4 separate regions of the Homo sapiens genome follow, and regions 2, 3 and 4 are each linked to region 1. A link is a contact called in ENCODE Hi-C or POLR2A ChIA-PET data. All regions are on one chromosome and are shown on one strand. Each heading gives the region's core, a stretch centred on a gene start or an enhancer-like site at or near the end of the contact. The rest is flanking DNA. Distances are from core to core; before and after follow the strand shown. Region 1 holds the start of BECN1 (beclin 1). Region 2 holds the start of RAB5C (RAB5C, member RAS oncogene family). Region 3 holds the start of HCRT (hypocretin neuropeptide precursor). Region 4 holds the start of LINC00910 (long intergenic non-protein coding RNA 910).

Region 1 (3,308 bases), core at 514-3,013:
ACAATAACTGTGTAGCAACATAGAAAAATGTTAAATTTAAAAAGCAGAAGCCTGGGCAACAAAGTGAGACCCCATCTCTTTTTTTTTTTGAGATGGCGTCTCGCTCTGTCACCGAGGCTGGAGTGCAGTGTGAGACCACATCTCTACAAAAAATTTTAAAAATTAGCTGGGCATGGTAGTGATCACCTGTGGTCCCTGCTACACTGGAGGTTGAAGCAAGAGGATTGCTTGAGCCAGGAAGTCAAATCTGCAGTGAGCCATGTTTGTTTGTTCCGCTTCACTCCAGCCTGGGTAACAGAGTAAGACACTGTCTCAAAATAAAAATAAAATAGACAATACTACATACAATTTTGGGTTAAGCAGTGGTTTCTTTTACACCAAAAGCATAAACATTGGACTTTATTGAAATGAAAAACTTTTGGCCAGGCACATTGGCTCACACCTGTAATCTCAGCACTTTGGGAGGCCACAGTGGGGGATTGCAAGGGGAGATGGGAAATGTTCTAAAACTGGATTATGGTGATAGTTGGGCAACTGTGTAAATTTACTAAAAATTATTGAACTGTACATTTAAAAAGTGTGAGTCTTATGGTATGTAAATTATACCCCATAAAGTTGTTTTTAAAAATGAAGTAAGTCCCTCTGCTCAAGACCCAGTCATCTCATCTCATTCAAAGTGAAAGCCAGAGCTTTACAATCCCTATAAGAGCCTAGGTGGTAGCTCAACACTCTTACCTCCCTCACCCCATTTTCTGTATCTCTTTTCGTTGCCCATCTTCTAGCCACACCAGCCTCTGCTAATCCCCAAACAGGTACCCTCTGTGCTCTTGCTGTTCCCTTGGCCTAGAATGCTCTTCCTTAAGATGCAGGTAAGAATTCCTTCCTCACCTTCTTCAAGCTTTTATTTGAATATCACTTTCTTTTTTTGTTGGTTTTGTGTGTGTGTGTGGGGGGGGGGGGTTTGAGATGGAGTTTCCTTCTGTCGCCCAGGCTGGAGTGCAGTGGCATGATCTCGACTCACTGCAACCTCCGCCTCCGGGGGTCAAGCGATTTTCCTACCCCAGCCTCCTGAGTAGCTGGGATTACAGGCGCACGCCACCATGCCCAGCTAATTGTATTTTTTAGTAGAGACGGGATTTAACCATTTTGGCCAGGCTGGTCTCGAACTCCTGACCTTGTGATCCGCCCGCCTCGGCCTCCCAAAGTGCTGGAATTACAAGCGTGAGCCACCATGCCCGGCCTTTTGTTGTTGCTGTTGTTGTTCTGAGATGGAGCCTTGCCCTGTCGCCCAGGCTGGAGTGCAGTGGCCCGATCTCGGCTCACTGCAACCTCCACCTCCCAGGTTCAAGCGATTCTCCTGCCTCAGCCTCCCGAGTAGCTGGGATTAAGCTGGGATTATAGGCGTGCCCCACCACGCCCGGCTAGTTTTTGTATTTTTAGTAGAGACGGGGTTTCACTGTGTTGGCCAGGCTGGTCTCGAACTCCTGACCTCACGTGATCCGCCCTCCTCGGCCTCCCCAAGTGCTGAGATTACAGGCGTGAGCCACCGCGCCCGCCGCCCCCTGAATTTAGAGAATAGCGGAGCCTCCCCATTCTCTGCGGCCTTGGCTCCTACACTTCCCGTGGTAACCTTGTTCATCCGCTGAAGCCCGCTGCTTTTCCCAGCCCGGCCTCTGGGGGCCGCTGCCGGGCCTGTGAGCCTGTGGACCAGGAGCTCCTGCTGCCGTCGTAGCGTCACGTCCGGTCTCGGGCGGAAGTTTTCCGGCGGCTACCGGGAAGTCGCTGAAGACAGAGCGATGGTAGTTCTGGAGGCCTCGCTCCGGGGCCGACCCGAGGCCACAGTGCCTCCGCGGTAGACCGGACTTGGGTGACGGGCTCCGGGCTCCCGAGGTGAAGAGCATCGGGGGCTGAGGTGGGACCTTAGAAGGGAGTCTGGGAACCCTCACGGCTCTTATTGGAGTCCCTTCCCTGACCCTGGGCTCTAAACTGCCTTTGCTCAGGCTGTCCCGGAAGCAGGTCCTCCCCGTATCATACCATTCCTAGAGGGAACGGCGCAGGTTGGGACTTCCCTCCCTTTACCATCGTCACCAAGGCATGTGGTAACCCCGGGCCGGAGGTCAAGGGCGTCGCTTCTCCCTAATGTTGCCTCTTTTCCACGGCCTCAGGGATGGAAGGGTCTAAGACGTCCAACAACAGCACCATGCAGGTGAGCTTCGTGTGCCAGCGCTGCAGCCAGCCCCTGAAACTGGACACGAGTTTCAAGATCCTGGACCGTGTCACCATCCAGGAACTCACAGGTCAGCGAGACCCTTGGAAAGAGGGTGGTCAAGAATGTGGAAGGTGGGCAGCTTTGGTGATATAATTCTTATGGTGGCTGTGTAGTCTGCCACAAACTCATCGTGTGAACCTAGGAAAGTCACTTCATCTGGCTCCCTGTTTTCTCCTTGGAAACATAAAGCATTCTGACATTGTGGACTTCTGAGAGCTTTCCGACCGGGCGCGGTGGCTCACGCCTGTAATCCCAGCATTTTGGGAGACCGAGGCGGGCAGATCACCTGAGGTCAGGAGTTCGAGACCAGCCTGGCCAACATGGCGAAACCCCTCTCTACTAAAAATACAAAAATTAGCCGGGCGTGATGGCACGTGCCTGTAGTCCCAGCTACTCGGGAGGTTGAGGCAGGAGAATCGCTTGAACCGGTGAGGTGGAGTTTGCAGTGAGCTGAGATCGCACCACTGCACTCCAGCCTGGGCAACAGAGCGAGGCTCCGTCTCAAAAAAAGAGAGCTTTCAGTAGCAAAAGAAAGATCCTTATTTTCTGCTCCTGCTGTTTCAGAGAAAAGGAATATGTATATATAATAATAAATGGTATTTTTTGAGGACTTACTATATAGTAATACCAAGTGCATTACACGTATTACTTCATTTAGTCCCTGTAACAACCCGTACGGGGTATACCGTCATTACATCATTTTTCAGATGAAGAACCGAGGCACAGAGAGGTTAAGTGACTTACCTAAGGTCCAACAGCTGGTAAATGGAGTAGAGTCTTAAAGTCTGAAGAATTTGCTGGATGTGATGGCTCACGCCTGTAATCTCAGTGCTTTGGGAGGCTGAGGTGGGAGGATCGCTTGAGCCCAGGAGTTCAAGACCAACCTGAGCAACCTAGCAGAGATCTTGTCTCTAAAAAAAAAAAAAAATTGCTGGGTGTGGTGGGTGGTGGAGGCTGAGGCAGGAGGATCACTTGAGCCCAGGAGGTCAAAGCTGCAGGAAGCTATGATCATGCCACTGCACTGCAGCTTGGGCAACAG
Region 2 (3,308 bases), core at 463-2,962, 670 kb after region 1:
GAAGAAACTTAATTAGTCACTATGGGCCTATTATACCCCCTTCTCTCCCCTGCACCCCAGTCACAGCCATGTATGCACACAGTATGTGGGAAGGACAGAGTCCTGGCTTTGGCCCACCTCCAGCCTTGGAAAGGTGGGCCTAGGGGACTACCCATCCCTCCTGTATAAGGAACTGTTCCAGAACTGGGTATGGCAAGGGGGCTGGGGGAAGAGCTTGTCACCAGCCAGAACCTGCTAGGAATCCCACTCTGCCCCATCCCCTCTGTCCTCCCAACAAGCCCTCTCTTCCCTCTTCCTTTTCACTTCTCATGAACACTGGCGCGGAAGTGGGGATTGTGTGTTATGGGTGTAAGAAAGAGAGACGCCCTGATGACCAGATGGAACTAGATGTGGGCACAGTTTTGTGGCAGGTTGTCCAAGACAGGTAAATTCTCCAGCTGAGGCTCCAGGATATGCCTGGTGTTGGCGTTATAGGCACAATGGCCACAGCTGTCTCCGGTGAGCTTTGATTCCACACAGGTTTTCAGTAGTGTCCCTTGAGGATGAGATGCAAAAGAAGAGGAGGTACTGGTTTGTGTTGAGAGGTAAGGGTGGGAGGAATCAGGAGCGGGCCCAGTCCATATTGAGAGGAGCAGAAAAAACAAATATTCCTGATCCATAGAGGGGGAGAGTGCAGAGTGGGGGTGGTTCTAGTCTTTATTTACGGATGGAGAGGGCCGAGGCAGAGGTTGTCCAGCTCTGTATTCCGCGTCAGAGAGAAGAGCTGACCCTGGCTAGGAGCAGGGGAAGGCAGAGGCAGAGATGGTCTTTGTGCCGGCCCCCGCACACACCAAGTAGGAGGTGGTGGCAGAAGCTCTCCCTTTGATCTCACCCAGCATCCTGCAGAGAACTCTTCCTGCAGCGCTTTCCTCACCTTCCCAATCACAGACGCCCCTGGCAATCGGGCGGACAGTGCAGACAAGGGCTTCTCCAGATCAGCGAGTTCACAGGACTGAGGCCTCGCGTGCATATTCATTCGCACCACGTTTTTTCTTTCCCAATTCTGCACACACAATCCTCTGCCTTCTTCCAACGCTCCACCACCCGCCTTCCCTCGGGGCGTCCGGAACCGGCGGTGACGCGGATGGCAGGGTTAGCCTTAAAAAGTTCCCGGCCGTAGGCTGGGCGCGGTGGCTCAGGCCTGTAATCTCAGCACTTTGAGAGGCCGAAGAGGGCGGATCACCTGAGGTCAGGAGTTCGAGACCAGCCTGGCCAACATGGCGAAACCCCCGTCTCTACTAAAAAATACAAAAATTAGTCGGGCGTGGTGGTGCGTGCCTATAATCCAGCTCCTCGGGAGGCTGAGGCAGGAGAATCGCTTGAACCCGGGAGGCAGAGGTTGCAGTGAGATCGCACCACTGCACTCCAGCCTGGGCGACAGAGTAAGACTCCGTCTCAAAAAAAAAAAAAAAGTTCCGGCCGGGCTCCGCCTCGCAGTCAGCCGGCTCCACCCTAAGCCCAAGTCCCAGGCAGCCACTGACTCCTCCCAGCGCTGCGAACTACAAGTCCCGCGATCCCTCGCGCGCTCCCTACCGCCACTCCCGCGTTCCTACCGGCGCCGCTGGGTAGGTCGGCCAAGAGTGCCTCCCATTGGTCTCCGCACTGTCAATCACCTGGGAGTATTGAGGGGCGGGGCGGAGGTGGAGATCCGGATCCGGAGCGGCTGAAAGGCGGAAGTGGAGGCCGGAGCCTGGGACACCGCCGGCGGGGAGAGAAGCGGATCCCGTCCGAGCCCCGGCCCCAAGTAACGCCGCCGCCCCGGAGCCGCCGTGAGTATGCTTGTCCCAGGACCTGGTGTCTCGCCTGCGTTGAAGCATCTCCAGGGCAGCCCTTCCTCCCGCCCAGCCCCAGTTTAGGGGGATACTGACCCCTCCCCCGACCCGTAGCCCCCTCTTGAGGGGCTCCCCAGGCGTCGGGCCATAGGAGGTGGGGAGCTTCTTTCCTTAGCTTACCTGCCTTTGGTGAGCCTTAAGGAAACCGCTATGACTGTCCTCTGGCCTGTCCATTCTAGTTGTGGGAGAGAGGTACCCTAAGTTCCGCTCCCCCTGCTTCCAGAATCGGAGGATCTTTGCTAGGTGTGAAGGAACCTGTCCCTCTTCTCTTTTAGAAGTGACAGGGAGTGCTGTCTGTCGCCGTTTTCCTTCCTCCTGTCCCACAAAACCAGTTGTCCCCTCTAGCCCTAGAGGAATATCTCGATTTCCTTTGGGGGAGGGGGGTCGTCTGGGTGAGACCGTTCCACACGCACAGAAGTGTGTGTGCGCTCCCGCAACTCCTTACTTCCTCTCTTTCCTCAAGCCAGAGAACCAACCAGGACCTCAGCTGAGTTTAAAGTCACTTACTAGAAATGAGCTGTTTTCCTGTTTTGCCCCTTCTGTCTCCCAGCCCTGTCCTCTAGTTATGTTGTTCTTTGAGTGTCTCTCTCTTTCTGCCTCTGAAGAATTTAGCTGAGGTTTGCTCAATCCTAGCTACAGATCACAGATCAGGGTGGATGTGCCCATTCATTATCTTCTTTCCCCTCCCCCCTTGCTCCAGGCTCAGCTCTGTCCTCCCAGAGCACGTGAGTGGTTTCCCAGCCGCCTCAAAGGGACTGCTTTTCTTGGGACTGCTGTCCGTGTGTCTATAGGGAGGAGAATAAGACCCAAAATGAGGAGTCTGGAATTGAAGGGCCATCTCTTTCCCACTCCCAAACACACACACATACACCTCCCTGAGCAACAGGTCCACACCACGCCAGGGTCTGTCTGCAATCCCTTCAGGGCTTGGACTTATTACTGAGGACTAAGTCAAGATCACAATGGCAGTTCTGGATTTTTAATTGTAGCCTGAGGAATTCCGATACATGCCAGAAAGTGCAGGTTCCCTCAACCATATTGACTGATCCTTGTCTGTTGCTTGGGGCTTAGGTGTGTGAAATAGCTGCTGTCTCAGACCAAGCTTTGTTATGTGGCCAAAGTACAGGCCGGAGACTGTACCTTAACGAGGAGTAGCCTGGCTCTGAGGCCATGACTGACCCTTGCTATCTACAGTGGAGGAAGGGACGGAAAGCCGTGCAGTTTGTGGGAACTTCTGTAGCTCTTCAGTGTTCTGGGCTACCTTTACCACCCTCGCTTGCCACTTAAAAGTGCTGTGTTTTTTGGCCTTGAGGTGTGTTTGAGGGCTTCTGGACAGTGGCTAGTATCTGATTCCTACAGTCTTTTGAGTAGAGCTAGGATGTACTTTCTTCACTTTTTTGTTTGTTTGTTTTTGAGATGGAGTCTTGCTCTGTCGCC
Region 3 (3,308 bases), core at 263-2,762, 640 kb after region 1:
ACCTGTAGTCCCAGCTGCCAGGAGGCTGAGGCAGGAGAATGGCGTGAACCCGGGAGGCGGAGCTTGCAGTGAGCCGAGATCGCGCCACTGCACTCCAGCCTGGGCGACAGAGTGAGACTGTCTCAAAAAAAAAAAAAAAAAAGAAAGAAAAGAAAAAGAAAAGAAAATGAAGAAAGAGAGAAGGCCAGGCATGGTGGCTCATGCCTGTAATCCCAGCACTTTGGGTGGCTGAGGCAGGCGGATCACCTGAGGTCAGGAGTTCCAGACCAGCCTGACCAACATGGAGAAACCCTGTCTCTACTAAAAATACAAAATTAGCCAGGCATGGTGGCGCATGCCTGTAATCCCAGCTACTCAGAAGGCAGAGGCAGGAGAATTGCTTGAACCCTGGAGGTGGAGGTTGCAGTGAGCTGAGATTGCGCCATTGCACTCCAGCCTGGGCAACAAGAGTGAAACTCCGTCTCAAAAAAAAAAAAAAGAAGAAGAAGAAGAAAGAAAGAAAGAGGGAGAGAGTGAGAGAGAGAAAGAAAGAAAGAAATGCAGGAAGGAAGGAAGAAGGAAAGAAGGAAGGAAGAAAAAAAAAGCGGGGGGGCCTGGTGCAGTGGCCCACGCCTGTAATCCCAACACTTTTGGAGACTGAGGTGGGTGGATCACTTGAGGTCAGGAGTTTGAGACCACCCTGGCTAACATGGTGAAACCCTGTCTCTATTAAAAATACAAAAATTAGCTGGTTGTGGTGGCGTGTGCCTGTAATTCTATTCAGGAGCTATTCAGGAGGTTGAGGCAGGAGAATCGCTTGAACCCAAGGCGGAGGTTGCAGTGAGCCAAGATGACCATACCACTGCACTCCAGCCTGAGCAACAAGACCAAAATTTAGTCACACACACACACACAGAAAAGAAAGAAAGAGAAATTGGGCTTGGTTTTGGCTTCTTACCTCCCACTGTCTAGGCTGAGTTTTCAAGGTTTTCCATCTCAGAGGCTAGTGGAAAGGGCAGAAGGGAGAAAAAAAGCTAGGGGGAGGGGGCAGCTAAGGAGCCTTTCCATGAAGGAAGAAGGTCCTGGAGCCTGACAGTCCCCAGGAGCAGCGACAAGAAGCAGGGGAGGGAGAGGACTGCTGCTGGCTGCTCCACCCCCCACACACATAATGTGGGGTCTCGCGTCTGCCTCTCTCCCGCCCCTAATTAGCAGCTGCCTCCCTCCATATTGTCCCAGGCCAGCGCCTCTTTTGTGCTCCCAGATTCCTGGGTGCAAGGTGGCCTCATTAGTGCCCGGAGACCGCCCCATCTCCAGGGAGCAGATAGACAGACAAGGGGGTGATCAGGGGCACAGTGATCCAACCCTGGCCTCTGAACGCCGCAGCGGCCATTCCTTGGGCCCAGCCTGGAGACGGCCCCCCTGCAGCAGGCTAATCTTAGACTTGCCTTTGTCTGGCCTGGGTGTGGACGCAAGTGCCTGTCAATTCCCCGCCACCTCAGAGCACTATAAACCCCAGACCCCTGGGAGTGGGTCACAATTGACAGCCTCAAGGTTCCTGGCTTTTTGAACCACCACAGACATCTCCTTTCCCGGCTACCCCACCCTGAGCGCCAGACACCATGAACCTTCCTTCCACAAAGGTAAAGATCCAGGGATGGAGGGGTGACTCACCATCCCAGAGAAGCAAAAAGAGTGCTTGCTCAGAGGGCTGGAAGAAAGGCCAAAGGTGTCTCCACTCTTGGTCTTTTCCTGGGTGTGCTCTGAGGCAGGAGCACCTGCCTTGGCTCACATTGGGTTGGGTGCTGTTTTGCTAAGAGCCTGTGTTTGCTGAGCTCTATGTGTCAGGTGCTCCGTTTGCACCTGTCATCTCTTGTCATCCTCCCAACAGCCTTGCAGAGTAGAAATTATTTCTAGTATACCCAGTTTACAGGTAAGGGAGCTGTGCCCTCTGAAAGGGCAGGAAACTGGTTCAAAGCAACGGAGTTCAGTCACTCCTGCAAGGGGGCAGGCAGATGAGAGAGCATTCTGGAGTCTTGCTAGTTCCTGATTTCCATGTGTTTCCCTGCTGTGGAGAGGAAGTTGGGGGGACTCAGTAGGGCCCGGGTTTTTCCCAAGTTTACAACTTCTGCTGCAGACAGACACTCCTGTTTTCAGGTGGAGTGGCAAGTGCCCTAGTGGTGGCACAGTGGCCTAAGTCTCCAGAGAAAAGGGGGATTCACTCTGCCCAGGGGGTCTCAAAAGGCTTCCTGGGGGAGATGCTCTGCTGGGTCTTGAAGGAGGAGCAGGGAAAGTAGGCCGATACCAGCAAGGGCGCAAAGCAAGGAGAACTAAGTGACAGCCAGAAAGGAGTGCAGGCTTGGAGGGGGCGCGGAGCCAGAGGGGCAGGTCCTGGGCGTGGGAGCTGGTGGCGGGCGCCGTGGGAAGACCCCCCCAGCGCCCTGTCTCCGTCTCCCTAGGTCTCCTGGGCCGCCGTGACGCTACTGCTGCTGCTGCTGCTGCTGCCGCCCGCGCTGTTGTCGTCCGGGGCGGCTGCACAGCCCCTGCCCGACTGCTGTCGTCAAAAGACTTGCTCTTGCCGCCTCTACGAGCTGCTGCACGGCGCGGGCAATCACGCGGCCGGCATCCTCACGCTGGGCAAGCGGAGGTCCGGGCCCCCGGGCCTCCAGGGTCGGCTGCAGCGCCTCCTGCAGGCCAGCGGCAACCACGCCGCGGGCATCCTGACCATGGGCCGCCGCGCAGGCGCAGAGCCAGCGCCGCGCCCCTGCCTCGGGCGCCGCTGTTCCGCCCCGGCCGCCGCCTCCGTCGCGCCCGGAGGACAGTCCGGGATCTGAGTCGTTCTTCGGGCCCTGTCCTGGCCCAGGCCTCTGCCCTCTGCCCACCCAGCGTCAGCCCCCAGAAAAAAGGCAATAAAGACGAGTCTCCATTCGTGTGACTGGTCTCTGTTCCTGTGCGGTCGCGTCCTGCCCATCCGGGGTGGCAAAGCGTCTTGCGGAGGACAGCTGGGCCTGGAAGCCCGGCTGTCGGGCACCAGCCTTAGCTTTTGCGTGGTTGAATCGGAAACACTCTTGGTTGGGGAGTTCCCAGTGCAAGGCCCTGGGGCACAGAGAGAACTGCACAGGTGCATGCTTGGATCGGGCCATGCGGGACTCCTACGATGCTCTGCTAGGCATTCTGTAGCGGGGACTTTACCCAGAGACGCGGAAGGGGAAGGAAAGCAAGAAAGGTTGCAGCGGTCGGGCGCGGTGCTCACGCCTGTAATCCCAGCACTTTGGGAGGCCAAAGCAGGAGGATCCCTTGAAGCAAGGAGTTCGAGACGAGCCTAGGCAACA
Region 4 (3,308 bases), core at 367-2,866, 560 kb before region 1:
CCCACTTGGCATTTATCTTGGTGTATGGTGAGTGAACCGTGATTGTAACACTGCACTCCAGCCTGGACAACAGAGGGAAACCTTGTCTCAAAATATAGATAGATATGGCCAGGCGCGGTGGATCATGCCTGTAATCCCAGCACTTTGGGAGGCCGAGGCACGCGGATCACGAGGTTAGGAGATGGAGACCATCCTGGCTAACACGGTGAAACCCCGTCTCTACTAAAAATACAAAAAATCAGTCCGGTGTGGTGGCACGCACCTGTAGTCCCAGCTACTTGGGAGGCTGACGCAGGAGAGTCGCTTAAACACGGGAGGCGGAGGTTGCAGTGAGCTGAGATAGCGCCACTGCACTCCAGCCCGGGCGACAGTGCGAGACTCCGTCTCAGAAAAAAGAACAGATAGATAGATAGATAGATAGATAGATAGACAGACAGACAGACAGGCCAGGCGCAGTGGCTCACGCCTATAATCTCAGCACTTTGGGAGGCCGAGGTGGGTGGCTGCCATATTGCACTTCACAGGGTAATAGAATGGAGATGACAATGACTCGGTGGAGACTGGGGTAAAGTGAAATGAGGGAAACACTTGCTGAGAGGTTAAAAAAAAAAATAAGGGGGCACCAAAAGACTCAGCAATCCAGATAAATGGCTTGATTATCTTATAATCGAGATAAGATATATTGCATTGAACTATTATTTATTTTGATTACTGAAGGGTTCTGGAGGATCACCCCCTGAAATTCGAACCTAGAGGAATGACCTCACCCTAATCCTGGCCGTGGCTAATAATAACGCCCATCTCTTAGGGCTGTCGAGTGAACTAAAAGAGATAATGCACGTAGAGCCCTCGGACCCGAGGCTGGCATTGGGAAAGGCACAGTTTATATTTTTTGACCTGGTTGTTCACCAGGCAATCCCTGCCATCCGGCTTTCCATCCTGCAGGGGGAGCATGACTGACTGAGTGTCACTATCGGATCTATGATACCTTCTTGCTTTTCTGAAATCAAATAAAAGAGCCATAAACTCTCATCTCAACTGTTGTGTTAGGAAGGAGGACGGGAATGGTAAATGCTGACGCTACAGGCGGCAGTCTGTGCCTCAGAGAGAAAATTTATCCCAACCTTGCTGGGGGCCTTGACGCCCATCTTCCTCCAGAGCACCCCGACAGTCACCCCGCCCTCTGGTGTCCTCCCACCCCGAGCCCGATCTTCCCCCTTCACGCCTGCCCCGGGCCAATAGCCTCCTAACTGCGTCCTCTCTGATTGCGTGTGTCGTGCTCATTACGCCCTATCCGTCGTTTCTTCGCTCCACAAACGTTTACTGAGCGCCTTCAACTTGCCAGGCACTAATTAGACTAGCGCAGAGAAACGGGGATAAGTACTGATGAGGGTCCCAGCCCTCAGCGATCGGATTTCAGAGGGGGAGATAAAGGACTGCCCAGAAGGGTGGTGAGTGGAGTAGTTGATATAAACAACGAGGTGCGATGAAATACACAGGAGGGCTGCTAATCACATATGGGGTGGGTGCCGAGGGCCCTTAATTAAGGGAGGCTTCCTGGACGGGTGACACCCAAGCGGAGTCCTGACGACCCGCGTCAGAAGTAGTCAGGCGAGGAGGAGGGTAAAGGAATCCACGTCCCAAGCAGAGAAGCAGCTTTCCCTACACAGCACAGGACACGGTCCGCGCACAGAAGCCGCAGGAGACGCAGGCACAGGGGCTGGGGAGAATCCTTGCTGGGCCCTCGCCGTCCATGCGCCGCCTCCCTCTGCCCGGTGTCTGGTGTCAGCCTCCTGCCTGGCAGAGGAACTCCAGCCCCTGCTCCCCGAAGCTCCTCCAGGCCTTCTGCTTCCCTGACTCGGAATGGGCCCGCTGTCCAGTGGGTACAAGGCTGGTCTCCCCGCCCACTGGTGACGACGTAAAGATCCAGCTCAGCCTGGTTTCCCCTGGTGATGATATCTTGCGACTCGTCTTTCTCCAGGAAAACAGGGACCGCTCTCCGCCTACAGGTCTCTTCCACAGACCTATCTTGTTTTCACCCCCTGTCTCTTTTGGTTCAGTCTTTTCGCTCATACAAACAAGGAAGTCGCCCCTAGCCCAGCCGCGGCTCCTTAGCTGGAGGCGGGCCCGGGGGTGGAGTCAACCGCGGTGGCCACGCCTCCTGGGAAAGGGCAGGGCATGCAAATTCGAAATGAAAGCCCGGAAACCCCGGAACTAGAACTGGTGTAAGATTTCTCTTGGTTTTTGTGTTGTTGTTGTTGTTTTGTTGTTGTTTTGAGACAGAGTCTCGCTCTGTCGCCCAAGCTGGAGTGCAGTGGCGCGATCTCGGTTCACTGCAACCTCCGCCTCCCGGGTTCAAGTGATTCTACTGCCCAGCCTCCCTAGTAGCTGGGATTACAGGCGCGCGACACCACGCCTGACTAATTTTTGTTTTTTTGTTTTTGTTTTTTTTTTAGATGGAGTCTCACTCTGTCGCCCAGGCTGGAGTGTAGTAGCGCAATCTTGGCTCACTGCAACCTCGGACTCCCAGGTTCAAGAGATTCTCCTGCATCAGCCTCCCAAGTAGCTGGGACTACAGGCACGTGCCACCACGCCCGGCTAATTTTTGTATTTTTAATAGAGACGGGGTTTCTCCGTGTTATCCAGAATGGTCTCGATCTCCTGACCTCGTGATCCACCTGCCTCGGCCTCCTAAAGTGCTGGGATTACAGGCGTGAGTCACCGCGCCCGGCACGCCCGGCTAATTTTTTTGTATTTTTAGTAGAGATGGGGTTTCACCGTGTTCCCCAGGCTGGTCTCGAGCTCCTGAGTCGAGACGGGATTTCTCCGTGTTTGCCAGAATGGTCTTGATCTCCTGACCTTGTGATCCACCCGCCTCGGCCTCCCAAAGTGTTAGGATTACTGGCGTGAGCCACTGCGCCCGGCAGATTTTTCTTTTAAAACGTGGAGAATAAGAAATCAGCCCGAGTGTGTAATGGCGTCAATATTGGTGTGGACAAGACAAAGTGAATGAGGCAAGGAGCGAGGCTGGGGCTCTCACCGCGTCTTGAATGTAGATGAGAGTGGGACGGTGATGGCAGGGAGGAAGGCGACGACATCTCTTCTCGTCCTTTTGGCTAAGATCAAGTGTAGTATCTGTTCTTATCAGTTTAATATCTGATACGTCCTCTATCAGAGAACAATTATATTAGATAGATTTTTGGAGCAGGGAGATGAAATAGGAGCTTGCTCTGTCCACTCCACGCGTCGACCTGGTATTGCAGTACCTCCAGGAATGGGGCTCCCTCTCCTGGGATACAACCTGTTTG

What was found. A loop is a pair of places that touch in the nucleus more often than their neighbours do. ChIA-PET counts read pairs that join two places held with the same protein, here RNA polymerase II (POLR2A). Pooled maps may share reads with other maps.
Region 2: a pooled map shows a loop between it and region 1 (11-fold over the local background). The contact joins the promoter of RAB5C here to the promoter of BECN1 in region 1. A Hi-C loop is called at or near these places in 7 of 50 pooled maps.
Region 3: a pooled map shows a loop between it and region 1 (4-fold over the local background). The contact joins the promoter of HCRT here to the promoter of BECN1 in region 1. A Hi-C loop is called at or near these places in 4 of 50 pooled maps.
Region 4: a loop to region 1 is called in a pooled map, with 7 times the contacts of the local background. The contact joins the promoter of LINC00910 here to the promoter of BECN1 in region 1. A Hi-C loop is called at or near these places in 2 of 168 maps with a recorded cell type or tissue (CD4-positive, alpha-beta T cell and gastrocnemius medialis) and 5 of 50 pooled maps. POLR2A ChIA-PET finds 5 or more read pairs at or near these places in 3 of 52 experiments (B cell, CD4-positive, alpha-beta T cell and T-cell).

What each region holds. Positions count from the first base shown.
Region 1 is chr17:42,822,737-42,826,044 of GRCh38, reverse strand. It overlaps BECN1 (beclin 1), which reads left to right and starts at 1,763. Exons shown (of 12, transcript NM_001313998.2): 1 at 1,763-1,890; 2 at 2,166-2,297. The coding sequence starts at 2,168. It overlaps MIR6781 (microRNA 6781), which reads left to right and starts at 2,102; the gene lies at 2,102-2,165. RefSeq lists enhancers at 834-1,400, 1,405-1,534, 1,401-1,969, 1,970-2,536.
Region 2 is chr17:42,153,393-42,156,700 of GRCh38, reverse strand. RAB5C (RAB5C, member RAS oncogene family) reads left to right here and starts at 1,712. Exons shown (of 6, transcript NM_004583.4): 1 at 1,712-1,808. It overlaps RAB5C-AS1 (RAB5C antisense RNA 1), which reads right to left and starts at 2,301. Exons shown (of 3, transcript NR_187282.1): 1 at 1,992-2,301; 2 at 1,593-1,702; 3 at 1-933. RefSeq lists enhancers at 1,444-1,553, 1,436-1,730, 1,640-2,260.
Region 3 is chr17:42,183,656-42,186,963 of GRCh38, reverse strand. HCRT (hypocretin neuropeptide precursor) reads left to right here and starts at 1,512. Exons shown (of 2, transcript NM_001524.1): 1 at 1,512-1,619; 2 at 2,436-2,904. The coding sequence starts at 1,599. The coding sequence ends at 2,810. RefSeq lists enhancers at 1,936-2,737, 3,239-3,298 and a silencer at 2,589-2,808.
Region 4 is chr17:43,387,206-43,390,513 of GRCh38, reverse strand. It overlaps LINC00910 (long intergenic non-protein coding RNA 910), which reads left to right and starts at 1,616. Exons shown (of 6, transcript NR_027412.1): 1 at 1,616-2,225. It also overlaps the pseudogene RNU2-4P. RefSeq lists enhancers at 736-1,489, 1,807-2,036, 1,490-2,243, 2,534-3,049, 3,050-3,308 and a silencer at 1,599-1,893.